Linked DNA regions of Mus musculus: all the other regions are linked to region 1. Evidence: chromatin loops called from intact Hi-C (ENCODE). Cell type or tissue: heart. All regions are shown on one strand.

Region 1 (5,000 bases):
CCAAAGGGGTGATCTCAATAAAACCCTTTGCTCATAGCCAGCAGGAAAGCAATGGAGACTCTGTAAGCAGAACAGGGGGGTGGAGCTGGATCATCCACAAGACAAAACGTCTGAACTATTAGAATGAGCTGGGGGTCAGTCTGCCTATGTGGATACACCCATGAGTCCACTTGTAGTGGGTCAAAAACGGGATGACATTTTCTCCAACCTCACAAACAAGTTTAGGGCCAAGCACAGGGAGAATTTATATTTGGAGAAGTAGGGAATAAGACAGCTTTAAGAAGTAGTTTAAAATCCAAATCCTTCAAAACCTCCATGAATAGAGGCTTGGGAGGTGGGTCCGTGGTAAAGAGCACTGACTCCTCTTCCAGATGATGAGAGTTCGATTCCCAGCACCTGCATGAGACTGTAACTCCGGTTTCCAGGGGTTCTCATTCCCTTTTCTGACCTCCACCACGGCACTATGCCACATTCAGGTAAAACATGTAGTACCCAAAGATGCCAGAAGAGGGCATCAGATTCCCTCTAGAACTGGAGTTACAGATGGTTGTGAGCCACCGTGTGGGTGTTGGGAACTGAACCCAGGTCCTCTGCAAGAGCAGCCAGTGCTCTCAACCAGAACCATCTCTCCAGCTCCAATGTACATACGTACATATTTATGTCCATATTTTTACTAATTTTGGAAAGTTCACAATTGCATACCCTTTCCTGCTGAATAAAGAAAAAAAAATCCCAGTAGGTGAATTAGTGTTCTATAAAACAAAGTAATGCATTAAAAAAAAAAATACATGTTTAAAGAAGGAGTCTGAATTGTCCCTGATTTAGACTAAACTTGTAGACAAATTTGTTCAAACTTCGTTTCCAGAGGTTCCTATATTTCAGAATTGGGACAAATCACTACACACCTTAAGAAGAAAGCATGCTGGCGCTGACATATTAAGATTGAAGATATAATGATTATTTGGTTCGGTTTCAGTTTTGTGCCCTCCCCCCTTCTCCCAAATCTTAGCTCACATAATCTCACTGATGACCGTTGACTAGGCCTGGAGTTGAGAGGACAGCCACCCCTCCAGAAAGGAAATTGAGTTAATAGGAAATAGAAAGCTACAGGAAGCCTTTAGAGGTTGGGAGTTGGTGGGTAGGGGTGGGGGGGAAGGAAGCAAAGCCCAGCAAAGACACCAGGTGGTGAGAGGACTATTTAAAGAAGGGTCTTGCTGAAAGATAAATGGATCCCCAAGTGGGAATGCAGCCGCAGATGTGGACAACGTTGATGGAGCAGCCCGGCGACTTAGGGCGACTCAGGGCTCTGTGGCAGGATCGACAGAGAGCCGAGACTGTGACGTAACAAGAGGGCTGGAAAGCACAGACGTGGAAACCCGGGAAGATTTCAGAGCAAGGAGACCAGGAAGACAACAGAGAACTCGGCTAGAATGTAGACGTGGTGGGACAAGGGAGATGCGCAAAGAGGATCTCACCGGAAGTGAACCTATGCAGCAGTGACGTCATCGAATGCCTACCAGGCCACGCCAACTGTGGTCAGGCCACTGTGCTGTAAGACAGCAGAATGTGCCCCTTCTGTTCTGGCGATTTCTATCAATCTCCTCCCTTCCCGGATTCTCGTCAGCCTCTAGCAACAATTATTCCACCTTCAAGTAAATTCTCACAACTTCTACATTAGAGCATGTGTATTATGTTTGTCTTTGCGCCTGGAAGATAGGCGCGAACACACACACCAAGCGTGAGGAGACGTGAAGGGCAGGGAAATTCAAATGATCCTTGCTTTGACTGGTACTCCACGGACTCCTCACACCGACCCCTATTGATGGGAACAATCAACACATGTCAGACGTAAAACTAAGGCTGACAAAAAGGGTATTAAAGGACTTGCTTGTGAAGAAAAGAAAAATGTACCAAAGTATTTGTTGATTCTGATGATTTGAACATCGCATCGTGGGCACATACAGATACATCACATGGTCCCCATACAATTTTTACAAGCCAATTAGAAAGGTGAAATCAAAATGAAAGCAAAAAACAAACAAACAAAAAACCACAACAAAACCAGACAAGCCTCCTACTTAGGAGTCGGAGAGAAGGGAGCAGGAGGTGTCACCAGGAACAGAGGCAAGGGGCCAAATTGTGACTGGTGGGCAGGAGGACAGGGAAGAAAGGAAGGCTGGGATTCTGTCCCTTGTCACTGAACACATTGGAACGGCCCTTTGCTTCACAACCTGGCTAGTGCAATTTCTTTCTAGTGTTAACCTTTCAAAAGGCTCTTTATCATGTGAATGCTAAATTAATTGTTTTTGGAGGGCATTTTGTATATTCAGAACACTTCTAGGTCTCTTTCTCCTCTGGAAGTATAGCCACAAGAAATTAACGTACTGTAAATTAAGCACACGGGGGAAAAAAAAGAATTGTTTCCACGCAATTTCCCCGCCCCCCTCATACCTTCATTAGTGTTTCCCTTGTAAAACAAACACATTGATTCTGCTTAATTAGCAAGTTACACATTTACTGAATAAGTAAAAGATGGAGTTTGGGGACGCTGACTCGTTCTAAAAGCTCCGTGAGTTTATGATTGCATAACTACCTTACCCCAGATAATTTGTTACTAGCTGAATTTTATTTGAGACTGCAATTTTTTTTTTTTTAAGATTTAAAAAGCACGCAGCTTTTCATTATTAGCGTCCCAGTTTTGTGTCTTGGGTTCAAGTGGAAGGTATTCTGAAAGTCTTTCCTGCAGTTGCCTGTGCCTCTTCACATGCACCTGCAGCAGAATGTGCAGAGCTACGCCTCTGGAGGTTACACACCTGAGGATGCAGTGACTTTGGGGTCCCAGCTCGCTCACCCCAAGCAGGCTCTGTTTTTGCCTCAAGCGAGCAAACTTATTTTTTCCATTACTGGCGAGAAAGATTTTCAAGAGGATTGGGTTGAAGTACAGTTGATTTTCACAGCTGGGCACAGCATGGATGCAATTGTGTGAAATTAAAATGTAGTTGGAGAAGCGTTTCTGTAGTCCTAGCGATGCAGTTAAATGACCCATGGTTTGGAAAGCACCCCCTTAAGGCCTAGGCGCAATTTGGCCACTAGGGGGACCTCAAACACTGCTGACTGCAGAATGGAGCCAGGGCTCTGCTTCGAAGAAGGATCACATTTATTAAGGAGCAGCAAATGACTTGAGGCTATAACCGGTGGAAGTTATCAAGCAGGATTCTCCATACTTGAGACTTTAATTTTCTGCCTAAGCACACTGTTTGAGTTTAACTGTTTTGAGTTAACACTGCCCCTATCCATTCATTAAAAGTCTTTTTAGGGTGGTTTGGGGCCGGTTAGCAAAACTCATGAAGTGGCGTTAGTTAGGTTGTGAAGGTTGGAGCTGTTGGCTAATGCATTAAGACAGTAAATGTCACTTACTTCTTAAGCACTTGAGTGACCGTGGCCCAAAGAGAAAACAGTCAATCATGTGGCTTACTTATACTGCCCTAAAAAAAATGACCAACCACTCAGACTTAACTTCTGAAAGCAAGTTTTACTCTGAGGGGAAAAAAAAAATTAATAATGGCCTTTGTTTGGTCGTGACAGAGAGCCTTACTATTTTAACTGTCAAGAATTGTATGAGGAAACGCAAAATCTCTGGCAATCACTAAACAAATAATTACAATTTCATAAGATGTCAGGACGACACGTTGCACTTCTATAGTGAGTTACTGTAAATAGAAAGGTTTAAAATGAGGGAAAGTAACACAAACTTCAAAAAATAAAACGGAGCAGAGGACTGAACTATTTTTAGGTCCAAGATATAAATCTGAAGTCAGGCATTTAGAAAGATCCAAAATGATCTTTTTCTTCTCCCTTTCTCTCCCACTTTTCAGAGCCCAGTGCACTACAGCAAAACCATACGCAGTCGCTTCGAAGTGATTGGGGGGTCAGAAAGGCCAGCGCAAGCCTACTCAAGTGCACAGAATGGGTAATTTGGTGAGCGGTGGTTAGAGTTTGGAGCACCGGTTAAAGATTCCAAGGACTCTTTCAATCACTCATTCTTAGCCATCCTCCAAAATTGAATATTATGACTAAAGACAGAACACAGGCTTCTGCTTTTAGATCTTAAATCAAATCAGACCCCTGTTTCTAAAGCTGTGGTTTCCTGAGAGAAGAATTTATTGTTTCTTTTTAGAGAATAGATTTGCATGCAGGAGAGGTTAGAATGCAAAATTGAAACTGCTCTGGGTACATGGGGGGTGGATAAGGCCTTTGATGAACGATGTGGAACAAAGTTTTAGTGTTGTTACAAGTTCAAAATAAAATTTTAAACATTTAAAAATCTTTTGGTAGTTGTCCTTAAATACTGTATTTTATGCTCGGAAGTTACATTTGATTGTCCTAAGCGGCGCGTTTTGCTTAAAGATGAAAACTGCTCACTTGTATCTTATTTAATTAAATTGATTTTTTAAAAGAGGCTAATGATAGTTTCAAATTCCAATATTTATTCTGAAAAGTTTGAAAGAAAAGCTATGAACTCATTTTGAACCAAAGTAATAATGAGCTCCTGTGCCCTGGACAGCAATAGGAAGTGTATAAACTTGTGGCAAAATTAGGTTTTTACTTTAGTTGTTTGTAGCCCTAAACACATGAAAGTCACTGGGTGGGAAGTGAGAACTTCACACCAACTTTCTAAATCTCAGAGTAGGTAAGAAAGTTATATCGAGTATATGTTTTTATATTTTAATAACTTTTATATAGGTGAACTCAGACATTTTTGGATTTGCTTGTGGTTTGCAGTCCCCAGTTTAGATTAACAAAAACAAACAAATATACCAAAAAAACCCAAACTCCAAACCCCATAACCACTAACAATCAATTACACTCATTTTATGAGCATATTCAAACAGGTTGAGTTTATACAAACGCATCTTTTAGTTTATGAATATCCTCCCTTGCTCTCAGAAGCACTTGCCCCTGCTCGAATTGATATGTCAACACTGATTTAGAAAATACAA
Region 2 (5,000 bases), 310 kb after region 1:
CCTTGCTTGACTGGAACACACTAAGCATGATGTCATGGGGCGTTCTGTCTCCTTTTCTTTTGTTCTTTCAACTTCATCTTACAGTGAAACCCCTCGGGTTTCCATCACTTTAGGCAGGACAGCTGTAACTGGATTCCACATTCCGGAAGGTTAAAAAAAAAAGAGGACTCGGATAACAACCTTCCTTTGTATCCCAACATAGCTGTAACAAACAAGAAAAGGACTCACACGAGTAATCCCTTTGAGTAGGAATTGTGCCAGGTTTAAAAAACAAAAGTCAAGCCATAATTGGCAGCCAGATGCTATGGACCTAACAGGCATTTAAAAAGAAATCAACTCAGGTGCCTGATTGACTAGAAAAGCTGCCCGCACAAACGCTTCTGTGCGGTCCTTCGCTTAACTCCTCGCCTATGCCCGCGCCTGCGCATCTGCGCCCCTCTTTAAAGAGAGCAAGAGACAGAGAGACAGAGACAGAGAGGCAGGCAGACAGACAGAGAAAGCAGGCAGGCAAGCAAGCTATAGGAGAAATGGTATTCCTTCAAAATCTGCCTTCTTCCATGTCCCTCAAAGTCAGGGACCTCATATTTCATCAGCCGTGGTACCCGTCGCCCCAACATTCCTCGCCCTCCAGCCTAACCTAAAAGGCTAGGTCCTAGTTGGCCCCCAGCACACGTGCTTGCTGTATCCCACAAGGACGACTGTTCGACTTCCAGACCCCACCAGGCATCCCAAAATATACCTTTCTGAAAATTTCCATTCTTGCCTTCCAGAACTCTGTTCTAAATACATATCCTCCAGGTGATTTTTCCCTCTCTTTGTGACCTAATTTCTCAAAAGTCTCAGCCCTCCCGCATCTCCAGCCTCACAGGCAAAACTGGTACAATACCAGGAGCAATACCACACAGGGTGGTGCTTCTTAAATGGCGGTACATGGACATTGTGGTTTTCACAAGCCTGTGGGTTGTCTACAGACTCCGACTGCGTGGGTACAGTAATGTGTATGCCCTATACTTCCAGTCCCCACCTAATGACTGTCACGCACAGTATCCAACAGTTACCATCTGCCTTTAAGTAATTAAAAGAGCCAGAATATCCCTTTTCTAGGTTCCTCCGTGACCCTTCACACCAGGGCAAGCCACAGCAGCAGCCAGCGTATAAAATAACACTTGGGAAAACCTGATAATTCACTGATTAGAAAAAGAAAATGATGCTTAAAAATTAGAAATTTCAAAGTGACTATTGGCCTGCATGTCAAACTCCATTACAAGCGGGAATGTTCTAGAACACAAGAAAAATGGTTTCCCTCCTCCTGCTGCCACTCGGAGCACACTACTAAATTTCACATAGAGCTGGCACAGGTGCCTGTTTCTTATTCCATCTGAAAAAATGGGGGGAAAAAATGTTTGTGCTTTTAATAAGACACAGTTTCAGCACCTTGAGGCAAAACAGGCCCAGGTAACGCCGCCAAGAGCAGCTAGAAGGAGCTGCTAATCACAGAACCGCTTCCATTTTTTGTGCCTTGATTTTTTTTGGGGGGAGGGGGGGCAGGCTTCAGAGAAGCGTGCAACCTGACAGGGGTAATGAATAAATAAACAGCAGTTTCTGGGAATCTGCTACTGTGGGAGGCACAGATATTTCCAGCTATCAGATAAATATTCAAATGATAAATGCTAACTGCTGGTCGCCCCTCACGGGGCAACTTTTAGGAACGCTCTCAGAAGGCGAATCTACAGACAGACGCACCGAGGGCCCCTTATCTGTGGTCCTTGCAAGCGCCCACCACAGCTCCAGCGAGACTGACAGCTTTTCCCTCTTCCGCTATCACAGCTCCGAGGCAGGCTGAGCTGCCAACGCGGTCCCAAAAGGATGTCAGTTCCTTGAAACAGTTTGATTCCAACGAGGGAGCGTCCCTGCTCCACAAGGCGAGGTTTCCTTGCTTGGTTGGTACAACTCAGCTATTAAATCTCACAAGATGGCCTTCTCTAAGTGCTCATGGAGTCCCAAGGCAAAGTATCTCGTCCCTGCCCCGCCCCTAGAGAACTGTCTACAGACCCGATGCTAGCTGTCAACTATTTTTAAATCTCTGAAGTGCCATTCACGGAATTAAACCAAAGTTTTAATCCCGTATGAGAGATAAAATGCTACATAAAGAGGAAAAGATCCAGTACCAAGCATAGCTGCAAATTCTGCAATCTTTTGATTGACAAAGCCTTGTTAATCCACGTTTGAACCAGCCTGAGGCATACACCACACTCCAGCGCTCCTCAGCAAATTAAGTCTGAGCATTACAGATCTGCCCTCCCTACTACAGCATTCACAGCTGAGCCCCAGCGGGGAAGAAATGTCAGGGTAACAGTAACAGTTGATCTTATAGTCAGAAGAGGGGTGTCTCTTTATCACTTTAGATTCTATTTACTATCACAGAAATTAAATTCTGGGGGCCCCGGGGAACTTACTTAACTACACCTCTTTAAATGTAAAACCAATATCGCCACCTAGTGGTCAGCGGGCTCCTAAGCCACTGAGGATGTAAATGAAACAACAACACACACAAAAATTAAATATAAACTTTAGAACTAAAGAGAAGCAAAAGGGCTAAAGGAGCCAAACGCTTCGGACAAAAGGAGCCACTTCTAAATGTGAAATGCTGAGATGGTACATCGATGAACACACAGTCTCTAATATTGTATTTGGCATTCCATCCAGGTACTAGGGGGTCAGGGACACAAGAAAAGTAAAGGTGAGCCCTGCCTCACTCTAGTGTGTGAGCATGGGACAGATAAACACAGGGACAAGGGCTGCCATGAAGAGGCCGTGGTGGAATGCCAGTCAGAACTCCAGGGATACGACGTCTACAGATGATGATAAAGTTTATTACACTAGACTAATGTCACTAGCCTGAACAAAAACGCTGATAGCTATGGGTTTTAGTTTGGTATCATTTTATTTTTAATGTGTATGTGTTTTCTGCCTGCCTGTGTATCTATGAATTACATACATGACTGCATGTGTGTGATTCATAGATATGCGTGCCCACGGAGGCCAGAAGTAGGTGTTAAATCCACTAGGAATGGAGTTAGAGACAGTTATGAGTCTCTATGTAGATCCTAGGAACCAAACCCAGGTCCTCTGGAAGAGCAGCCAGTGCTCTTAGCCTCTGAGCCAACTCCCTGGCTCCTGGCTATTCTTTTTGAACAAAGGAACTTTTAAAACGTAGGTAAGTAAAACAAGCCAGTCGGAAAATGACAATTACTCTAAGAATCGTCTCCCTCTAGGCCATTCATAGCAGTCGCACACAGAGACTGGAAGTTAAATGGAGGTCACTTGGGGCTACAGAAAAGGAGAGCAGGGAGTTGTTTAGAGGCTCACAGTATTAGTTTTATTAAATAAACAAGCTCTGGAGATATACGAGAATATACCTGATGTGACTGAACTGTGTCCTTGAGATATTCATTTGTGGGCTAGAGAGATGGCTCAGCAATTAAGAGCGCTGGCTCCTCTTGCAGAAGAGCGGGGTTCAGTTCCCAGCACCTACATGAGGGCTCTCAACCATCTGTAACTCCAGTTTCAGGGGATCTGACACCCTCTTCTGGCCTCTGGACTGTGTGCATGTGGTACAGACATACATGCAGACAAAAATGTTCATACACATAAAATTAAATAATCTTTTCTGTCACTTACTTTTAAAATAAAAGAAACCTCTTTTACAACAGAAAAGAAAGCCATTCAGAAAAAGTAGTGAATTTGGGGGACTCAGGGTAAGTCACACAAACACAGCTTGGTTCTGAGTGATCAGAAATTAATGGAATTCAACCTGTTCTCTGCCTTCAACATCTGTGGAGGAGAAAAATAAATGGGTAACGATCAATAACACAGAACAAAGCAAATACAACAGGTTTGTACAAGGTACAACAGGTTTGAACATGATACAGAAGTAGGAGCAGGAAGGAGTGGCTTACAACCATAGGTCAAGTTGGTACAGAGAGCCCAAGTATGGTGACACCTGCCCATAACCCCGGGACTTGGAAGGCAGCATTCTCTCACCCCTATACCATCACTGTGTGCACATAAACGGGTATGTGCACACACTCATGCAGTTACCCTCAGGGGCCACAAGGGGGCATCAAGTATGAAAGTGCTCATCATTCAAGCAGGAGGACCTGACTTCAGATCCCCAGCACCCAAGTAAAAACTGCCATGGCAGAATGTATCTGAAGCCCCGGTACTAAGAGGAAGACTAGGAACGGGGGCATCCTGAGGCCCAGTGGCCAGTCAGATTAGCCTTCTTGGGCTACTGAATGACCTCCAGGCCCCTGAGAGATCCTGTCACAAAAGAAGGAAAGAAAGGAGGGAGAGAGGAAAGAGAGGAAGAGAGGGTGGGAAGGAGGAATGGAAGAAAGGAAGAGGAGGACAGACTGCCCAGGAACTACACCAAGGTTACCCTCTGGCCAAACACACGCACAGGCCCAAATGTACACTCAGGCACACACATAAACACAGATACACACATATATACAGACACCTGTACATACATACACATATACACATGAATGTATACAAACAAACACATACACACATATATACACACAAATATTCATACATATATACACATACATATACATACACATATATAGACACCTATATATACACAAACATGTATATGCACACGTATATGCACACACATATATACACATGCATGTATTCACATACACACATATATATATACATATATACACGTACACACACAGAGGAATGGTGGAAGGTCACCACTGTTCTGCTGGGTCTTCTCTCTCTCTCTCTCTCTCTCTCTCTCTCTCTCTCTCTCTCTCTCTCTCTCTCTCTCTCTCTGAGCTCAGTGAGAGAACACACATGTATCTCCTGTGCAGGATGCTAATGCTCAATTCCCAGAAACAGAGCTAAATTACCAGAGACGTGAAGGGGCACACAGTCTCCATTCCTGATCACAACTGCTGGGTCTGTGGGAGCCTTGAGCCACCCTC
Region 3 (5,000 bases), 210 kb after region 1:
TCCTTTAAAGGGTCCACGCCAGATCATTTACAAGCTGTGTGGAAGAAAGGCAAGCCCTGTTATCACAAGACCTCTTGTCAGGCAGGGAAGGGGGAGGGGTGGAAAGGGAGGATGGGAGATTGGTAGAACGCTCAAGTAGTTCCTTCCTTGGGTCTTATTAACGTCCTTTCTTTGACCTCAGCAGTTATACACAACACACAGACACACACACAAAGGGAAAAAACGCATTCCACTCCGTGGATTCGAACGCTCTGTTTTCTCCAGACTCCTGTTTGTTTTACAATGTTAAACGTGTTGTTTTTTTTTTTTTGTTTTTTTTTAAAATGAGACAGCACAAGGGTGTAAAAGAAAGGCCCTTCCTCCTTCCTCGAGTCTAAGGACTTAGTATAGTAGAAGTTGAGACAAAGGCCATTGGATGTTAAGTTCTTGTCCTAAACTGACAATCTACAACAGTTCTGTGACGGAGATCATGCGGTGCCCGGACACAAATGGAAAAAAATGTGTCAGCAGGCAAAGGCAGCTGCCCTGTGTCCTGGAGCCTTAAGAGGCAGGACTTAAGGTCTGGGACCTTAGGGACTTGAAGGACCCTAAGCCTGCCCTTTGCAGCAGTGCTCCTGGGTGGGGCCCTCTGAAGCCAGCTCACAGCTGACTGGTATGCCTACAGGCACTTGTAACTCCCAGGGGATGAATCCCGAGAAAGGTCATCTCATGAGACTATAGCCTTAAGGCTGGCTTGAAGGCATGCTTCAAAGAATGCACTGGCTAGAACTGGTGGCCAACCATGACCATAAAAGCATGCAAAATGTATTTCAGGTTCACTTAGCTGTTTCTACAGGGTTGGATAGGGTGAAAACGCGTTGCTGGGTTCACTGTCAAAAATATGTTTTAACTGGAATGGTAACAAGGGCTCTGGGTGGTCTTTATTTTGGTTGAAGGGTACATCAGTATATGAATACAGAGTTCCCTCTTCCTGGGTGGCTTTCTGTCTCCACATGAGATATATCTGCCAATACTCTGAAGTCCCTGTGTCTATCTGTGTTCATCTGTGTCCATCTGTCACTGAGAAGCAGTAACTTGGGCAGACAATTAGTCTGAGAACCTTGGAGATTAACAGCTGATCTGATTCAGTTTCTCCTCTTCTGAAAGTTTGATTCTGTTTGTGCACATGGGCTTAAATAGCCTGGACCATAGTCATGCCCGGGGTGGTGGTGGGTTAGGGTCCTGGACACAAGGAACATGAATGGTATAGATGACTCTATCCTTGAGCCAAGTCCACGGTCACTATGGGAATTGTTACCCCAAGTATCCCTTATGCTCATAACCCTGGTACTCTCGGGCAATCTTCCAGGCTTCTGGGAAAAAGGATTGTCCCACAGGCCTGGAAACAGGGTCAGTAGTAACTGGATCATAGGAAAAACTATATATTTTCCTACAATTCTCATTAAATGTTTCTTTTTTTAAAAAAAATCTGTGGTATTGTTCCCATAATGTGCTTCCAATGGAATCCTGGTTGTCATATCCTAGTGGGAGTTCATAGGATCAGGCAGGATGAGGAGAGGCCTGGGGAAAGCCAAAGGTGGCCACTTAGTGCGATTTTCATGCCAGCGTGTGTCCTGCTAGCCCTGGCGTTGCATCTAGCATAACTACTAGCTCAGGGAAAGAGCGCCAGTATATATTTATAACCTTTGGTTTTTGAAGGCCAGGCTTGAGCAGAATAGTGTTCAAGGGCTGTGAATTTGTTGCCAAAAAGCATACACTGAAGTCCTAGAAGTGAGGCCTGCCTCCACCTATCAATGGAAGGTGTAGCTCTTTTCTCTCTCCCATATGGCCCACTTGCCGAGATTTCTTCTTTAACCTTCAGAGAAGTAGATGCTATTTATCAATAGGCCTGGGACCAATCTACCCATATCTCTGGTTGCCACCAGCCAACCCTGTGAAAGTGCAAACCTGCTCATAATATGGAATGATCACAATAAAATGATGACGCTTCTGAAAGAGGAGTTGATGCTTTGGGCATGGAAGAGCATGGCTGAGCTCAGGAAGAGAGAGCAATATGAATTCATGGTTGTCTTAACGCTTTGGTAACAACACGTGAAGCTATGTCTCTCCAAGTCCCAGTCTCTGTGGAATAAGCTGTCGGGGAGACTCTCTGACCACAGTGTTCACAGGAAGAGTCACTGAAGGTGCCACAGAAACAGATAATGACACAGGCTCATTTTACGTGGTGCTATGTCCCAGCTCTTGACACGAGGGGCAAACCTCCTGGGCCATTTACCCCGAGGACCAATCCCACAGAATAAGCATGCGGAAGATTTTATACCTAGGTCTACCTCATAGAGTTGTTGTGAAGATTAAATGGGTTAGCTCATTTGAGATTCCTGGGCAGTGGTTGGCATAAAGTGTACACTCAGTGAATGCTGGCCAGCAGCAGGAGGTGGACCCACCCAAGACAAAATGAAGGATGGCAGTGGAGGAGGTAGGGATGAGCTGAGCAAAAGTAGCCATCCTCTGCAGACATCTATCTCAGCCTGGCTCTGGGGAGAAACCATGCTTTCTCAAAGCTCTTTGATCTTATTTACTTATGTACTTACTGAGCCTTATCAGGGTTCTAAATCCATGCCATGTTGCAGAGAGTTCTCAAGACAGATGGGGACCCATTTTAACCACGTTCTTTAAGGTTTGTAGACTCCAGAGCTCCCTCTCCCAGAAACCAGACATCAGTCTGGAAGGGGGCTTGGGTGTCAGCTGCTCTCTACTGCCACCTGCTGTCAGCTGCCACTGTGTTCTCTCTCAGAGGATGGTACCTCAGAGCGCATCCTCACATTAGTGAATTCCTAAGGATGAGATCCCAAACCCAGCTCTCTCATTGGATCCTTACAAGTCCTCCTCAGACTAGGATCATGTGGTTCTGACTCAGCCTTACCATTAAGCCACTGAAGCTCAATGCTTCGATAAGCTGGAGGAGGCAGGTGCCCTGCTCCATTGCTGTACTCACACCGATAACAAAAGTCTTTCTCTGGTGAGATTGAATGACTGGTGAAAAGACTGAGAGATGATCTACATGTGCCACGTCCAGTGAGGTTGGTGGGGGACTTCCCAGAGGAGTCTGTAAAGAAGTAAAAGACTTGAAGAAAAAGAAAGCTAGATAGATGGAGAACAGGAGCGTCCAGAAAGAAAGATCCTTATGCAACCCCCAGAAATGTCCACACGACTCGGATTGGGTCAGAACTGGAAACTGGTTCTTATGCTGTGTGCCTTGGACTCAATGGAACGGAAAGGTCCCTGTGCAGGCGGGAGGGGGGGGGCAGAGACACATGCCTGAGGCACCCTGGGATATCCAGCTGTGGGCCATGGCAACAATGGGCGCCTCAGTGGACACGGTACCGATGGCTGCTGTAGGCAACTAGTGGGTTTCAACGGCTCTTCAGGAGCCCACTGGAGGGGAGCTCCGGAAGAGAGGAGAGAAGAGTTCCTGATTTGGTTAAAGATTTTTCCACTACCCTCTAAAACGGATAGTTCACAAGATAAAGTGAGCTTTATATTTTTGGGATCTGTGAGCCCCGAGACACTCATGTGCCTCACATGCACACCTGACATTGTGCAAACCCTGAACGGCAGGAGGAGAATGCTGTATGGAGATCAATGCTGAAGATAGCTCTTCAATCAGATGCTTAATAGAGACGGTGGAAGGAGTCACAGAATTTGAGAGTTGGCTCTTCTAAGTGCTTTTGCCCTAAAATTGAGTGTGTGGCTGCCCAAGTACGAAGGAGCAGAGGAGGGGAAAGCTGAAGAGGACCCTCATAAATGTGCCTCACCCCCCAAATTCTCGTGGGATCTGGGTAGGGGTTGCAGGAGTAGATCAATGTTCCCAAATCCCCCAAGGAGAGATTGGGAGTTCTGGAAGGAAGGGTGACGTAAGGGGTCTGTTGCTCAGAGGGTTAAGTTGCAGAGGGCAGTGGTACCAAGAGACCCAAATCCTAGTGGGTCACAGCTCTGCATACCTGATGGCCCCTCTACCACGCTGCCTTAACAGCAAGTATTGAAAGGACCAAGTCATACTCATAAGCTTGGACAGAACTGAGCAACTCAAAGTCTCTGGTGAGCAACACGGCTCTCCAGACTCCTTTCTCCTTTTTTCTTTTTCTTCTTTTTCTTTTTTCTTTTTTTTTTCTTTTTTTTTCTTTTTCTTTTCTTTTCTTTTTTTTTTTTTTTTTTTTTTTTTTTTTTGAATGCTGGAAAATAGCTGTTGTCCCCTACTTTCTGGCATTTATATCACCTCTAAAAAGAAAAGCTGGTGAAAGAAGAAAAAGACAAGAGGCAGTGATACATTTTTAAATTTGATTGGGAAATCAGTGTTCAGTATGACTGGAAAAAAGAAGATGAAGAAGAGGAGAAGGAAGAAAAGGAGGAGGAGGTGAAAGAAGAGAAGGGAGAAGAAGAGGAAAGAAAGGAAAGGAAAGGAAAGAAAAGAAAAGAAGGAAACAAAACAAAGACAGACTAGGTTCCAGGTTCCAGTGTGTCCAGAACTGGAAAGCTTGAGCCAGGGTTACTATTTGAAAATAATGCCATTTGTCCTCACTTTGTTCTCACTGAATTCAGTTCACACTGGCTTGGTAGATTTGTAATTGGTGGTGACAGCAACGGAGCAGTATGTAGACTTGGAATCTGCGCCCACGAGGATGGGTCCTGCCAGAGCCTGCTGGGGGAGGGAGAGCCATTACCCTTCGACTCAAAAGCCAGATTTTGTATTTTTTGGCAGATGCACTCTGACCTTTGAAAAGTCCCAAAAGTAGCCATAAAAGTAGGTCATAAGGTGGTGGCTTTTGAGTCATAGGAGCCACAAAGAAAGCTTCCTAACTGTCGATGGCAAAAGAATTCCCAAGGAGGAAGAGGAGACAGGTGTGAGAGAAGTTAGGAAGCCCAAAGCAAGAGCACTTGCCATTCACTGCTTAACTAAAGAGAGCTCCAAGAGTTCAAAGAGCCTCCTGGCAACCCATCTA
Region 4 (5,000 bases), 100 kb after region 1:
GGGGAAGCCTCTTCAAGAAGGGACAGCTCCTTAAGAACCATGCTGGCTAAGCTGATAGTTTCAGGGCAAGGAGGGAACAGAGAGGCCCTGAACCCTGCCAGGTATCCAATCCCAAGAGTCAACTTTGAAAGTCGGTACTAGATGGAAGAGGCTTACGTTTTTATTTATCATTTAACTTCTGATGATGAGACCCCGCCCCCCTGCACTGCTGATTTTTTTTTTTTTATGTATACGAATACACTATATCTGCCTTCAGATACACCAGAAGTGGGCATCAGATCCCATAATAGATGGTTGTGAGCTACCATGTGGTTTCTGGGAATTGAACTCAGGGACTTTGGAAGAGTAGTCAGTGCTCTTGACCACTGAGCCATCTCTCCAGCCCTGCTGATATAGTTTTAAACCATCCATTGATGTAGAATGGTAAGAGGTAGCAACTGTTTGATGGTCCTGGGGGTTGCAAGGAGGAGCCCCGTGGCTCATGGGCTTAGGAGAACACTCTGCAAAGGAGAAGTTAGTGTACTTCCTCTGCAGCAGTGAGCAGAAATGGAGTATGTCAACAACAATAACAGTAAACAAGACAGACAGACAGATAGACAGACAGACAGACAGACAGACAGAAGAAAGAGACAGAGAGAGAGAAGGGAGAGAAAGGGGAAAAGGGAGGGAGGGAGAGAGGGGAGAGAGAGGGGAGAGAGAGAGAGAGAGACAGAGAGAGACAGAGAGAGAGAGAGAGAGAGAGAGAGAGAGAGAGAGAGTTTAAAGACATAACCCCTAGTTATGTTAAAGTTCAGGATCTGGAGCTCTGGAGCTCTGACCTCACTGGAAAGCCATGACACATCCATCAGTAACCCCAGCCAGTAAGCTGGTTGTAGTTGACGAGGAAGGTAATGGTCTCTCTTGACTTTTCTATTTGGGTAGGGGAAGGAGCTGTCCCAGGACATGATTGAGAAGGCCCTGCAGGGTTGGGGGGCAGTCTCTGCAGTGTGTGGTCCACCAGGAAGTGCATGTGGAATTTCAGATGTCGGGGTGAAGAGGAGCAGCTAAGCCAAGGCCTTGCCAAGTGCTGATTAATGACAAGTCTGTGGGGTCAGAATGCATGTCTAAACGGAACCCCTCCTTAGATAGAATTTTTAAGAGATGTCATAAGAGAGGGGAAACTTGGACGGACTGTCATAAACCTCTCTGGATATGGCTGCAAGTGCTGAGCAAGCAACAGACTTCAGTCGGTTCAAGCTGTGCCATAAAGAATAGGTCTAAACGTTGTAGGCCAAGGGAGGGCTTTATTTCATGTCGGCTGAGATGTCAGAGAGAATAATGAGCGGGGATAGAAACTGTGGCAAGCATGAGCTGAGAGTAGAATCCTAATAGGACCGGGGTGGGAAAGCAACATCACATTGCAATAGAGGGAAACAGTAATCACCTTTTATCCATACCTTTGCTTTCTGCAGTTTCATTTACTCATGGGACAACCCTAAAATACCAAACAGAAAACTCTAGAGGCAAATGATTCGTAAGTTGTAAACTGCATGGTATTCCACGTGGTGTGATGAAAATCTTGCACAATCCTACCTTATCCCACCTAAAATATGAATGGCCCCTCTACCCAGTACATCCGCACATCCACACTCTATATGTTCCCCTGTGTTAATCACTTGGTAGTCACCTCTGTTCTCAGACCATTGCTCTTTCATGGTACTCATGACCACATAACCTGTAAACAGCCACCTAACATCACCATGTGTGTGTCTTTCACATTAGTCATCTTAGCACACAAACATTGTATAAATTCATACAATCACGGGAAGGGTGGGCTTAAAAAAGAAAGAGATGGTGAAAACTAGACAGACAGACAGATAGATAGATATGATATAGATTAGATGTAGATGATGTAGATTAAATATAGATTAGATATAGATTAGATACAGATGACATAGATATAGATATAGATGATATAGATGTAGATATAGATATATACATACATGAGAGAACACCTCCATAGATATAGATGATATAGAATACATACATGAGAGATCACCTCCTCATTATTTCTGGTACAGTGCCTTGCCGTGCATATTCCATTATTGGCCATCATTACTTTTCCACTGTGCCTAACTTATAAATTAAAATTTTAACACAGCATGCACATATAGGGAACATATAACAACTTGAGCATTTGGTACTATCGGTGGTTTCTTGTCTTCATATGGTTCTTAGAATGTATTCTCCCCTGGATAAGGAATAGGGAGAAGGCTCATACAATGGAAATACTTGCTAATTGCCTGTTAATGCATTCAGCATTCCTTTTACTTTGTTTCCTCATGTTTGTAAGCATGACAACTATCATGCCTGGAACCTCTGTCAGGGCCTCGACGTTTCCACACAATGGCCTTTAACCATCAATAACAAGGCATTATTTCTTTGGGGAATGATAAGGAAAATGCTCGAGTGTGTTTCTTTAATAACTTATCTTCAAGGTTTTCCTAGTATTCCACTGATCAGATTCCTGAGGGTCTTTCTGTCCTATATTGACTATATCATCACTTGGGGAGAGTAGCCAAGCCATTCTTCCAGACTAGGTCTCACTATGGAACGTGCATCAGGAATGGTCACCCCGCAATGGCTGGAGAGCTTGGCTTAGTGGTTAAGAGTACTTGCTGCTTTCTTAAAGGAACATTTCCTAGAACCCACAATGGTGGCTCAGAACTGTAATTCCAGACACAGGGGATCTGGTGCCCTCTATTGGTCACCTTGGATACTGCAGTCATTGGAGGGGTGGGAGGGGTGGGAGGGGTGGGATGGGGGTCACAAGCACACCCGTGCCCCCCCCCATACACACACACAATATTATCTAAAATAAATAGCCATCACTCTCCCTGCATACTTAATTCTGAAAATTCATCTTATTTCAATCAGTTTTGTGGAAACTATAAAGTTCACAAGAGAGGAAAAATATAGGTTAATAACATACATGACAATTTCATAAACACTTCCTAATTGATTATAAGGTTTAGTTGACCTGAAAAGTTAATTCAAGTAGAAAATCAGGTTAGAACAGTAGCTGTGGAGAGACTTAAGAAAATTATCAAAGGCATATGTATCAAAAGATGGCCTAGTCGGCCATCACTGGAAAGAGAGACCCATTGGTCAGGCAAACTTTATATGCCCCAGTACAGGGGAACGCCAGGGCCAAAAAATGGGAATGGGTGGGTAGGGGAGGGGGGGAGGGTGTGGGGACTTTTGGGATAGCATTGGAAATGTAATTGAGAAAAATACGTAATAAAAAAAAAAAGAAAGAAAAAAAAAAAAAGAAAATTATCAAAGAAGGCTCAACCTAAAGGCCCTGGCTTAGAATGTCTCATGATAAAAGTTCCTTTAGCTTCTAAGAGATATATGATTCTTTTTAATTTCTAAGTATAAGGCAAAACATATAATTTCAGGAAAGAATTATCTATAGTCTTATTTTTAACTATAGTCTTATTTTAGAAAGGGAAAGGCACATGTCAATCTTGGTGACTGTCATACACAAAATAAAAAAAGAGGGCTAGACTACAAAATCAAGGAGTTTGGTTTTATTTCTTTTTGACACAAGTTATCACTATGTATCCCTGGCTAGCCTAGAATTCCATGTAGACTAGGCTGGCCCACAACTCTCTATATAGAGCAGGCTGGCTTTGAACTCACAGAGATCTTTGCCCCCAGAGTGCTGGGATTAGAGAAATGTGCCACCATGCCTGGCCCAAAAAAAAAAATCACAAATTTTATTAAAATAATAATCTAATCTGTTTGGAACAGTTTCATACAGTTGCAAGCCCAGCTATTTGGGATGCTGAGGGACTTATTTGAACTTGAGTCTCTAGTTTAAGACCAGCTTGCGAGACATATGATCCTCAATGGAGAAAAAGTTAGGCCTCTCCTAAGTATCACGTTCAATGTGATGGTTGCCTCAATCATTCAAACAAGTTTATTTACCTATTTATCTAGTGATGCTAGAGATTGAACAGAGGGTCCTGGGTAACCTAGGAGTTACATCTCCAACCCAACAACTGCAATGGATTCTTTGAAGTCAACTTCTGTATAGCAAATCGTCTTACCCCAAATGAGCAGTTTGAAACAACAGGCATTCACTAATTTACAGAGTATTTTTGTGGACCAAGGAACCTGGAGTGACTTAGCTGGGTGTTCTTCCTCAGGGTAGTTCAGGGGGTACAGTAAAGTCAGTGTCCTGGGATCCAGTTGTCTGAACTAGACTGGGCCAGAACAGTTGGCTTCCAAAGAGGCAGGCTCACATTCTCAGCCAGCTAGAGCCAGCTAGTAACAGGAAGTGCCCATTTCTTATCATGATGGGGTTGCTTGTGTGTTCTTACATCATTGCCTTGGCTTCCTCTAGAATAAACACTTGGAAGAACTATCAACAGAAACTATTAAGTCAGGCATAACTAGACCCAGAAGTTCCAAAATACCATGCCCATTGTGTCTCATTGGATACACTGTATCTCTTTTGATACAACATATCTCCTTTGACACACTGTATCTCTTTTGATCCATTGCATTTCTTTTGATGCACCATACCTCTCTTGACACACTGTATCTATTTTGATACATTGTATCTCTTTTGACACACCACATCTCCTTTGACAAGTCTCTTTTGATATATTGTATCTCTTTTGATAGATTATATCTCTTTTGATACTTGTATTTCTTTTGATCCCTATCTACTTAACTAAATAGGGGCAGACACTGCACATAGGCACTGCTACACATAGCCACTCCTAGGGGAGGGCTGCATGTCTCTGTCTCTGGCACTTTCTCACTTGGGAAAGTAAATAGGAGATAAGGCCATAGTCATACTTAAAATGACAACACCAGAAGTCAGTCCAGAAAACCTTAGAGTACAGTCAAGTTAACTGCTATAATCTTACTATTTGGCATGTTTCAGAACAGGTAACTAATGCCAGACACAAAACAACACCGAAGTAAATCCACTAATAAAAATATTT
Region 5 (5,000 bases), 160 kb after region 1:
GAAAGGGACAATCCCAGGAACGTAGGAAGGAGTAACACCAAGCCGAGCATTCTGGAAGACTCTGGATGCCCAGGTTGTGGTGCTGAGTCAGACATCCTTGAAGAGATCACCCCAGTGGCCTTCACACGCAGTTCCGAAGATGGGTCCTGGGCAGTGATCTGTCACCCCTCACAGATCACATGCTGCCTCTCTGTACCCCTCTACCTATTCCACTTTCAACAAACCTCCTGAACTACGACTGCTGGTGGGTCATAGGGCCTCAGCTTTGTGGAATGCCCACTTCATTGGGGGAATTCATTATCTTCACAGTTAAGTGTTATAACTCAAAAGAAAATCAGACATAAGTACAGGCTGACCTCCCTCGGTATCAAGGGAAAATCCAAGTAAGGGCAGTCCAGGCCCCAGTCACCGCTTATAGCACAAGTCGGCTCGATGTTCTTCCTCAAGATGCAAATAATTAACCAAATAAACATAGTAGTGGCCAAATATGAGACTATTCAAGTATGCTCACTTGAACAGCGAACACCTGAGAATACAAGGAAGTTGGAGAGAACGGATAACTGTGGTGATCTTGATTAAATGGCCTCCACTCCTTACAGCACAGAAGCCCTGATCGTGGCTGTTTGTCCTGAGGGCTGGGGACATAGCTATATGCTTCCCGGAGGAGGAAGCATTCTTCTTCCATTAAAGACATAGGCTCTGATGTAGAGAGGCGATGCATGCTAAAGGATTATAAGAGACTTACAGGGCCTTGTCCAGGCCTTGCCTTAGAAGCCAAATGAGCAGGATGCATGTGTTTCCTAACTCTATCAGTGAAACAGAGTTAATGAGGAGAAAGGTCCTTTTTTTGGTTTGGGTTACTACAATGGAATTGTGGTTCTGATCTTCTCCAGGTAGTGCTGTGGTTTCAGCCTTACCCCAGCACTCACTGTCTTTAAGTTTCCTTTGTGACAGAGGCTAATCCTGAGCACGTCAAAGGGCATCCATCCTAGATGACTTGATCCTGTCTCCATGGCTCATCCTTCCTAACAGTCTGATTAGAGCGGCAGAGGTTTAAGTAGTGCTCAGTACCAAGCTCTGTGTGTGTGTGTGTGTGTGTGTGTGTGTGTGTGTGTGTGTGTGTAGCAGCATATACATGCACACACGCACACACAGATGGAGAGTCTCATTTTCTCGGTCCTAAAATTTGCGTTAATCGTATTGGATTTTGACAAGGAAAAAGATGAACAAGGTGAGAGAAAACTTTATCCAGACCTTTCTTGGCTAAATAATAGCTTTCAGATCTCTGAGCTTATCGTTTTATGATTTTTTTGTTTTTTGTTCATGAGAACCTTCAACATTTTTTTCAATAAAGTGTCTTGAGAGAAATTTAATATGCCTATTTATGTTGATAATGTAGGCGAGAATTCTACCCAGCAGAGCACAGTTGCCAGGGGCTTGGGGATGAGCCTGGCTTGAGAGGGCTTGCTTGTTAGTAGTAGTGGAGGTGTTCAATCAGAATCTTAGGGGAATTATCAACAACATAAAGTCCATAACAGGTGCATTTTTAGGAGCCAAAAAGCCGGAAGTTTTCTTGTTCATCTTCCCTGGCTTTCTCCCTTTGACACACACTCTATTCCCCAACCACCAGGACAACACCTTGGTTTTGGACAGACTGACCTTCGGGGCCTCAGTTCTCAGGGGACCTTGTATTTTCTGATCTGTCTTCTTCTATCACAGGCTCTCGTTACCCTGCACACGGGTGTCTTCCGACAGGTTCAATACCAAGCCTTTGCTTACGTCTAAATACTGTTTGAGAAATTTAAAAGTCGCTATATTTAACTCTTTAAAACAATTTCCCACTCCCTTTCATGAAAATGGGACTGAAAATAAAGATAAATGACAAGATTGTAGTAAGATTTCTTGGAAAAGGACCTAGAGTTTTCTCCTGGTTCTGTCCTTAGGGCCATGTGTTTTGCCTCTGTGTTCACATGTTAAACATCCGCAGACATCCTAGATGCAAGGCAGCCAACTTGATTAAGGCAGTCCAGCATGGCTGACTAAGTGGAATGTCACCTCCCACTATTGCCCCATAGTCACTGGTGGCGGAGATGTGTCAGGGTCTCCATTCCCCCAGCTGTAAATGTAGGTAATGGCTCCCCCCAAGCTGCAATGCGCTTGTGAGGCTAGTTGGGATAAGGCATAAGAAAACAACCATTCTAAATGTTGGGGAGGGGTGGAGAAGATGGGAGTGGGGGTAGCTAGCAGGGAGGAGGGCAAAGCCTGACATCTAGTGGCCAGTGTGGCATCTGCACTCACGGGACTGGATTGTCTTAGAGGCTCCCAAACTGGGATCACATTCATAAAGGTCTGAGTACAGATCCCTCTACTGGTCATCTGCCACTGTGGATCCAGCTGACCCCATGAAATATTTGCTTTGAAGACACCCCGCCCCCAACATGATTGACTCAAGATGCCCTTGGGGCTGTGTCCCTTTGGAAGCTCCAGGAAAGAACAGGCTTTCTTAGCTCTTCCAGCTTCTGGAAGCTTCCATTGTCTTACTGTCTTCTCTGACTTTGACTGTCCGGACTCGTAGAGACTCAGACTACATTAGGACCATCTGCATAATCCAAAGTCAAATCCCAGTCTCACTCATTAATGTTTCAGGTCTGCAAGGGCTCCCCTGCCGTGCGTCGTGGTTTATCTGTGACTTAGGCATTTGTTGGAAGCATGATGTCCAGTGTGGTGGCAATCAGAAGGGAAGGGGCCTCTATCAGGTAGGGCCCAGTGCTTGGCCCTCAGCTTAGTGTGGGTATGGCTTCAGAAGGAAATGCAGCATTTCTTATTATGCGACTGTGGTTACTTCTCAAGAGCCTAGAACTACAAGGCTGTACCTATCCCCATTCAGTCCCTCTGGCTTGGCATATCCTCTACTATAGGATTTGGGCAAAGCTTGTACCATGCTCTTTGGAAACTCAACCTCTAAATCCATAAACTAAATAACCTTCTGTTCTTTATGAAGTTAGCCTGATTCTGGTGTTCTGCTTCAGGAATAAGGAACAGGTAGCTGTGCCAGGTAAAGTCACTTTGTCACGTAAAGTCACATGCCTACATTATATCACAAGCATCTTTGGGGTACCATTGTGCTACCTAAGGCATCATCTCACTAGACCTGGGGAATCATGGTGGGTGTGTAGGAGAGACATTTAATTTGCTAACTATTATAGAATTATTTCCAGTAGGAAAGACGATGGAAAGTGAAGAAGGTACTCCAGTCACAGAGAGATTTCCCCAAATGAAGAAATTCACGAGAACATTCATAATTGAAGCAAAGCATATTTGTGGCAATGAAGTGTGCTTCAGGCCAGACACAAACACACGGGCAACGGATTTTCAATACAAATATCAAAAATACAGAACAGAGAAAGTGTAGTCTCCAGTAAATGATTCTGGAAGACATGGATGTCCTCGTGCAGAAGAGTGGAATTGGACTCTGTTCACATCAGCAAAAAATCAGTTCAGACTGAATTAGATGATACAGTGTAAGATAAGAAACTATGAAACTGGAAGAAAGGCACATGGCATTGGCCTGGCGTTTGTTAATGTGACTCCAAAAGGTCAGAGAATAAAACAAAAGATGAGCGGTGAGATCGTATCAAACTATTGACGAAATGAAGATAAGCTCTAAGGGTTGGGAGACTGTAATTACACTTTGTATATCTGGCAAATAAATACCCAAAGTATTTAAAGCACTCAATGACACAAAAATTAAGAACACTATTAAGAACACACAGATGGCTGAATAAGCATTTCCAAAGAGCTGCAAATACCACTGTTTAAATAGGTTGTGGTGCTGCGAGTGAGAATGGCCCCCACTGGCTCTTGTAGTTGAACACACAGTTCTCAGTCGGTGGCACGGTTGGGGTGTTTAGGAGGTGTGGTTTTATTGAAGGGATGATGTCACCGGAAGTTTAAAGACTCCTGCATTTCTGGTTCTCTCTGCTTCCCACTTATGCTAACGGGTGCTTAACAGTGTTTAACTCAGCTTCCTGCTCTAGGTGCTATTCCTGCCTCTTGCCGCCATGCCTCCCCCACTACGATGGACTCCTACCTGTCTGGAGTGAGCCGATAAACCTTTCCTTCTGTAAGTCGCCTTGAGCATGGTGGTTTATCACATCAAGCCAAAAGGGGATGAGTACACCGGTGTATGGGGAAACGCTCAGGATTACTAATTGCTAGAAAAACGCACATTAAAACCATCGTGAGCTATCACTTAAAAATGAGCATGGTCAAGGACGTAGAATAAGTAGCACCCTTTACTGTCCGCTAGAATGAAGATCCATTCAGCTGGGCAGTGGTGGCGCACGCCTTTAATCCCAGCACTCGGGAGGCAGAGGCGGGTGGATCTCTGAGTTCGAGGCCAGCCTGGTCTACAGAGTGAGTTACAGGACAGCCAAGGCTACACAGAGAAACCCTGTCTGGGGGAGGGGGAAGACCCAAAAAGCAACAAACCAAAACCAAACAAAACACCCCCTACCCCAAAGAAAGAAAAGAAAAAAAGAATTCAGAATACAGAATGTAGATGCTTACAACAACAAAAATATACATACGGGATTGCCAAATGAACCAGCTGTGGTGTCTTGAATATGAGGCTCCTATGCAGAAGGCTTTATATACCTGGCTGGTGGCACTATTGAAAAGTGGCTGTATCATGAAGAATCTAATTTCATCAATGACTTAATCCACTATCATACAGTATAGGTTATTAGGATCTCAAACCTGAATGGAAGAAGTGGGTGACTGGGGTGTCAGTTTGAAGGGTACACCTTGTCTCTGAGCCCTCCCTTGCTCTCTTCTGCCTCCCAGGCACCATGAGGTGAATATCTCTACTATACCATGTCTATCAGGCTGGGCCTCACCAGAACCCTGAAGCACCACCATTAAAACCATGGCTTAAAACGTCTGAAACCAGGACACATAAGTTATTTATATCAATGTGAATAACATCACCAAGCCCACAG

What was found. Hi-C counts contacts between places; a loop is a spot of excess contacts. Peaks named below come from ENCODE experiments on the same cell type or tissue, not always from the same donor. Only the 100,000 strongest peaks of a DNase experiment are listed, where the experiment ranks them.
Region 2: a loop joins it to region 1, with 4 times the contacts of the local background. A loop is called at or near these places in 13 of 42 quality-filtered maps.
Region 3: a loop joins it to region 1, with 14 times the contacts of the local background. A loop is called at or near these places in 8 of 42 quality-filtered maps.
Region 4: it touches region 1 in a loop (2.1-fold over the local background); 6 of 42 quality-filtered maps call a loop at or near these places.
Region 5: a loop joins it to region 1, with 5 times the contacts of the local background. A loop is called at or near these places in 21 of 42 quality-filtered maps.

What each region holds. Positions count from the first base shown.
Region 1 is chr5:150,019,149-150,024,148 of GRCm38, reverse strand. All of the region lies in intron 1 of Rxfp2 (relaxin/insulin-like family peptide receptor 2), which reads right to left. Among named protein-coding and RNA genes, the nearest start is that of Rxfp2, 3.0 kb to the right of the region's middle. In heart, CTCF peaks have their summits at 502 (motif pointing right) and 3,084 (motif pointing right); a DNase peak (open chromatin) is centred at 3,088.
Region 2 is chr5:149,710,857-149,715,856 of GRCm38, reverse strand. All of the region lies in intron 4 of B3glct (beta-3-glucosyltransferase), which reads right to left. Among named protein-coding and RNA genes, the nearest start is that of B3glct, 35 kb to the right of the region's middle. In heart, CTCF peaks have their summits at 2,495 (motif pointing left) and 4,115 (motif pointing right); no DNase peak of the experiment used is centred here; H3K4me3 peaks cover 939 bases.
Region 3 is chr5:149,813,863-149,818,862 of GRCm38, reverse strand. No RefSeq gene overlaps it. Among named protein-coding and RNA genes, the nearest start is that of Gm21221, 4.6 kb to the right of the region's middle. In heart, a CTCF peak has its summit at 2,765 (motif pointing left); no DNase peak of the experiment used is centred here; H3K27me3 peaks cover 551 bases.
Region 4 is chr5:149,915,304-149,920,303 of GRCm38, reverse strand. No RefSeq gene overlaps it. Among named protein-coding and RNA genes, the nearest start is that of Gm36241, 8.5 kb to the right of the region's middle. In heart, a CTCF peak has its summit at 2,749 (motif pointing left); no DNase peak of the experiment used is centred here.
Region 5 is chr5:149,858,917-149,863,916 of GRCm38, reverse strand. The region is part of intron 3 of 4930500F04Rik (RIKEN cDNA 4930500F04 gene); the gene reads right to left. Among named protein-coding and RNA genes, the nearest start is that of 4930500F04Rik, 14 kb to the right of the region's middle. In heart, a CTCF peak has its summit at 2,282 (motif pointing left); a DNase peak (open chromatin) is centred at 2,186.